Linked DNA regions of Homo sapiens: region 2 is linked to region 1. A link is a loop called in an ENCODE intact Hi-C map of the cell type or tissue named here. Cell type or tissue: PC-3. All regions are shown on one strand. Links, peaks and the distances in the headings refer to the core of each region. The heading gives the core; the rest is flanking DNA. Region 1 has its middle 60 kb from the start of TOP1. Region 2 overlaps LOC101927098 (a long non-coding RNA gene).

Region 1 (2,801 bases), core at 86-2,585:
CCAGCTACTCTGGAGGCTGAGGCTGGAGAATCGCTTGAACCCGGGAGGTGGAGGTTGCAGTGAGCCAAGATCGTGCCATTTCACTCTAGCCTGGGCAACAAGAGCGAGACTCTGTCTCAGGAAAAAAAAAAAAAGAGAGAGAGAGAGAGAAATAGGTACTATTATTGCCCACATAATGCAGTGTACTCATTTCCTATCTCTGCAACAACGAATTAACACACACAGTGGCTAAAACAACACAAGTTTATTTTCTGACTGGAGGTCAGATGTCCAACCCAGGCCCTATGGGCTAAAATCAAGGTGTCAGCAGGGCTGTGTTCCTTCTGGGAGCTCTCAGGAAAATCTATCTCCTTCCTTTCTCCAGCTTCCAGAGACCACCCATGTTTCTTGGCTCATAGTCACTTCCTCTAGCGTCGAAGCCAGCAATGTCACATCTCTCTTACTGAAGCCAGAAGAGGTTCTCTGTATTTAAGGATGCCTGTGATTAGGTTAGGCCTACCTGCATAATCCGGGATAATCATACATTCCAGACATTAGGATACACACATCTTTTTTTTTTTTTTTTTTTTTTTTTTTTTGGTGGTGGTGAGCGGGGAGAGATGTTATCCTGCCTAACACACAGAGATTCACAGAGATTCATAAACGGAGAGGTGAATTAACCAGCCCACCTCGCCCAGCTTGTGACTGAAGTGAGATTTAAAGCCAACATTTTGGGGCTACAGAATCTGAGCTCTTTCTCCCCTTTTCCAGAGCCAGAAGGGAAGGACACAGGGGCCCAGTCTCCATACAGTAAATACACATTTTATTTTATTTTATTTTATTTCATTTTTTGAGACAGGGTCGCACTCTGACCCCCAGGCTAGAGTGCAGTGGTACAATCACAGCTCACTGCGGCCTCAACCTCTGTGGCTCAAGTAATCCTCTCACCTCAGCCTCCTGAGTAGCTGAGACTACAGGAACACACCACCACACCTGGCTAATTTTTTTTTATTTTTTTGTAGAGACAGGGTCTCACTTTGTTGCCAACACTGGTCTTGAATTCCTGGGCTCAAGCACTCCTCCTGCCTTAGCCTCTCAAAGTGCTGGGATCACAGGTGTGAGCCACTGTGCCAGCCCACACTTTTATTTATGATTAAAGAGAAAGAAAAAAAAAAAGATGCGCTTGTCTGGAGGGTGAGGCCGTGTGGGAAAACTTTTTATTTGCTTGCCTTTATTATCATTACTTTAACGGTGTATTTAATAAATACAACGTTTTCAGCTAGAGGGAAAAAGGAATTAACCCAAGTCATTGGTTGAGTATGAAGGCATGGAGCCCCCACGGCCCTCCTCGCTGCAATTAAGCAAATGGCCAGCAGATGGCGGGGCATGCTCACAGCAGGGCCTTGCTCTCCGGACCATCTCTTTTACGGGCCGCCGAGCAAAGGTCTTTCTTTTCTCTTCTTCAAAACCCACTCTACAAGGAAATCTTCAGAAACATTCCAGCAGGCAAGACAAGGGCATAAAGGCCAGGGGGTCCCCCAGCCTCAGGACAGCAAGTGTGGGGACGTGCCCTACTGCATGCCCCATCCCCTGAGCCAGGAACAAAGACCAGAGGTCAAGCCGGCAGCAGTTGAGGAAGAGGGTCAGGCGTGGCTGTGTGTCCCGAATTGGTGGGTTCTTGGTCTCACTGACTTCAAGAATGAAGCCGCGGACCCTTGCGGTGAGTGTTACAGTTCTTAAAGGCGGCGTGTCCGGAGTTTGTTCCTTCTGATGTTCGGATGTGTTTGGAGTTTCTTCCTTCTGGTGGGTTCGTGGTCTCGCTGGCTCAGGAAAGAAGCTGCAGACCTTCGCGGTGAGTGTTACAGCTCTTAAGGCGGCACGTCTGGAGTTGTTCGTTCCTCTCGGTGGGTTCGTGGTCTCACTGGCTTCAGGAGTGAAGCTGCAGACCTTTGCGGTGAGTGTTACAGCTCATAAAGGCAGTGTGGACCCAAAGAGTGAGCAGCAGCAAGATTTATTGCAAAGAGTGAAAAAACAAAGCTTCCACAGTGTGGAAGGGGACCTGAGTGGGTTGCCACTGCTGGCTCAGGCAGCCTGCTTTTAGCTGCAGGGCAGCGGAAGGCAGGATCAGCTGGGTTACAGGACACTTAGGATGACCGGACACTTTACACGCTTTTACACACATTTATCATTACATCTCCTCTTCCTTGTGGCCCAGTATGGCACCTGGCATCAAAAATACTGAACTGGCTGGGAAGATGGTTGGTAGCAATGCCAGCGCAGTTTTTGAACCCCTCCAAATTTCTACATAAAAATAAGCAGGTCAGGTCAGGCGCAATGGCTCACACCTGTGATCCCAGCACTTTGGGAGGCCGAGGCAGGCAGATCACCTGAGGTTAGGAGTTTGAGACCAGCCTCGCCAACATGGCGAAACTCCATCTCTACTAAAAATACAAAAATTAACTGGGAATGGTGATGCACGCCTGTAATCCCAGCTACTTGGGGGGCTGAGGCAGGAGAATCCCTTGAACCCGGGAGGTGGAGGTTGCAGTGAGCTGAGATCGCACCACTGCACTCCAGCCTGGGCAACAGAGTGAGACTCTGTCTCAAAAATAAAAAATAAAAATAAGCAGGTCAGATTAGCAAAAGCAAAACCTACAGACAATGTTCGCTTAAAATTAGATGATAAGGTATCCCCATGAACACCAAAACACAAGCGGGGAAGCACAGCCCTCCCATAGCCACCTACATGTCATCAGGTCCCCCTACGTTCCCCCAGGGAGGCTTCCTTGGTTTAGATTCTGGCCCTTGGTGCCCCATCCAGC
Region 2 (2,801 bases), core at 164-2,663, 270 kb before region 1:
CAGGTTTGTCCCTTTGTACCACCAGAGGAGTTCTGGCCAAAATGACTCAGAGGATCTGGGAATGGGGAGTAGACATACAACTCCCTCTAACCAAGCATGGAAGGACCCAGGTATCCAGACCCAATCACCCAAGGCTTGAGAGAGTCTGGGGTTCTAACCCTAGCTCAGTGGCAAACTTACTGTGTGATCTTGGGCAAGTCACTTAACTTCACTGGGCTTCAGAGAGTTTTTCTGGAGACATGAATCCTTCCCAAATGAGGGTGAGACCTTATGTTCCCCAAACCCTTCTCCAGCATGTGAGCTTATGAAGCTGGCTCTGGCCCATCCAACAGCAGTTGGGGGTGGGGGACAATATGACTTTGTAAGAAAACTCAGAATAAAGCACAGTAACCCCTCCAGCCACTGGGGACTGCCTTACTCCACCCCTGCACATATCTTAAGGTGAGAATTAACAGGTACTCATTCCTGGGAAGGACTTGACAAGCATCTTGCATGGAGAAAAACCGGGAGCTCCTCATTGACTTGGTAGATGTTACACAGCACTGTGTTTAAGAGCACAGGCTCTGGAGCCTGACTCCCTGGGTTCAAATCCCAGCTCTGTCATTTACTACCTATATGGCCTTGTGCAAGTTGCCTAACCCTTCTGTCTGCTCTTCTTCACGTGTACAATGGGACTAATAGTAGCATTTACCTCATTGGATTGTTGGGAGGATTAAGTGAGTAGATACACATTAAGCACTTAGTGTTGAGGGTTGATGATTATGTATCAAACATTTCTCCCATGTATTAGTTCTCAAAGCTACTATTATTAGCCCCATCTTACACTCAAGAAAACTGAAATGCAAAGAAATTAACCCTCTTACCTGGTCCCTATGCTCTCTGCTAGTGCATTTGCCATCAGACCTTGCTGCTCCCACTTCTGCTCAATATGATCAATGTTCTCCACTGACTTGTTTTGCAAAACAATTTCATATAGCAATGGAAATAGAGAAGGGAGTTGGGAGTTAATTAGGGCAGGGTGAGCCACAGATCAATTTTAACACTGTTAAAGGAGAGACAACTTGACATTAGCAGGTGATACAACAAGAACCATCACAACACCATCTACAAAGGCTTCTAGCCAAAAATCGAATACGACTCTGATCAGGCCTCTGGATCAAACTACTGATTTCCAGGAAACACAGGGGATGGAGGAACACGTTAAACAACACCACAAGGAGGCGCTCAGCTGAATCTGGAATGTGAAACAATCTACAGGAGAATGACCAAAATTCATCAAGAAACAAATGGCATTTAGAAAAGAGAAATAAATCACATTTTTAAATGTGAGAAAAAGGGAGGACTGTTATAAAGAATATTAAGAGACATATCAGTCTAATGCAATGTTTACAGCCTGACTCTAAATGTAAAAAGGAGGTTTTGAGACAATTGGGAATATTTGAATCTCTACCAAATATTAAATGAATTGGTTTTTTCATTGGGTTAGATGTGATAATGATATTGTGGTTATGTTAAAAGAAATTGTAAGTCCTTATCTACTAACAATACCTCCTAAAATGTTTATACATGAAATGAGATGATGTCTGTGATTTATTTTAAATACTCCAGCAAGGGGGTGGGGGTCAAGGGTGCATGCAGGTTTATAGTGATTTTCTCTTCTTCTGTATGTTTGGAAAATGTCATAATAAAAAGTTTAAACTAAAAAGGAGGGCAGAGGATGAAGGCAGATCACTAAGTATGAAGAGTTGTAGGTACGGGTTTCAGAAACATTTAGGTAGGTAGTGAGTGAGGTTTGGCCCCACAGAGATGGGACTGGGAAGGCACTCAGCCCCTCATGCATTCTCAGGTCATCTGAGGGAAAATAAGCCTTTGCACACCACTCTGGAATTCATTTGTTTATTCACTCACTCACTCTCCAATTCATTGATCCATCATCCATCCATCGGTTCATTGTGCAGTCAACACACCTGTTTGTTGAGAGCCTACCAGAAACTGAGATGTACCAGAAACTGAGAATACAAAGGTGATCATCCTGTCCTTCTGGCACTTACGGTGAAGGCAGGAGAGTCAAACGCTTGTTAAATCTGCCATTACGCAGATACAGCTTCACAAACCCTGAAAAGTCTGAGGTAGGAAGTGGATTGCATGCCATCAAGAAGTTTAACATGGGCAAACAAGACTTGTTCTAGAGTCAGAGAAGGTCGGGGAAGCTTTCTCTATAACATTTAAGCTGAGATTTGAATGATGAAAAGGAGACAGCCATGTAAAGAGCCCAGGGAAGGGCGTTCAGGCAAAAAGAAAGGCGAGAGAAAATGTCCTGGGGCAGAAAGGAGCCAGGGATTTTCAGGAGTGTTCAGTATACAATAGGTACAGCAGAGTAGGAAGCGAGACTCACAGGCTGGGGGACATCTGGGGCTGTTAACTGCTGCTCTTGAACCAAGAGAAATGTCTCTCCCATACACAGAACATGTCATATAGACAAGAGGCCTCAGGCCAGATGACAAATGCTCCACCAGTTATCAAGACAGGTATGGGGGAAGTGCGTGTGCATGTCAGAGCACTAGAGAAAATGTTCTACTTCCTGAAAGAATTTTAATTTGGGACTAGGGTGGAGGGGAAGGGAAGAAGGCGGCCCTGGGGCAGAGAAGAGGCTACTACAAAGGGAACCATCAGAATCGCTGAGTAAGTAATACTCCCAATTAGAGATTTAAAAACCAATGGTGAAAAGCAGGCTTGTGCTCAGCTCAGCCCTCCCTCCCTCAGCCAGCCTCAGTCAGGGAAAGGAAGTCGTAGCCAACTGT

The links. Peaks named below come from ENCODE experiments on the same cell type or tissue, not always from the same donor. Only the 100,000 strongest peaks of a DNase experiment are listed, where the experiment ranks them.
Region 2: a loop joins it to region 1, with 4 times the contacts of the local background. A loop is called at or near these places in 8 of 110 quality-filtered maps.

What each region holds. Positions count from the first base shown.
Region 1 is chr20:40,967,555-40,970,355 of GRCh38, forward strand. No RefSeq gene overlaps it. Among named protein-coding and RNA genes, the nearest start is that of TOP1, 60 kb to the right of the region's middle. In PC-3, for the core only: a CTCF peak has its summit at 1,352 (motif pointing right); a DNase peak (open chromatin) is centred at 1,367; H3K4me3 peaks cover 433 bases.
Region 2 is chr20:40,701,502-40,704,302 of GRCh38, forward strand. All of the region lies in intron 4 of LOC101927098 (a long non-coding RNA gene), which reads right to left. Among named protein-coding and RNA genes, the nearest start is that of SNORD154, 12 kb to the right of the region's middle. In PC-3, for the core only: a CTCF peak has its summit at 1,223 (motif pointing right); no DNase peak of the experiment used is centred there; H3K27me3 peaks cover 770 bases.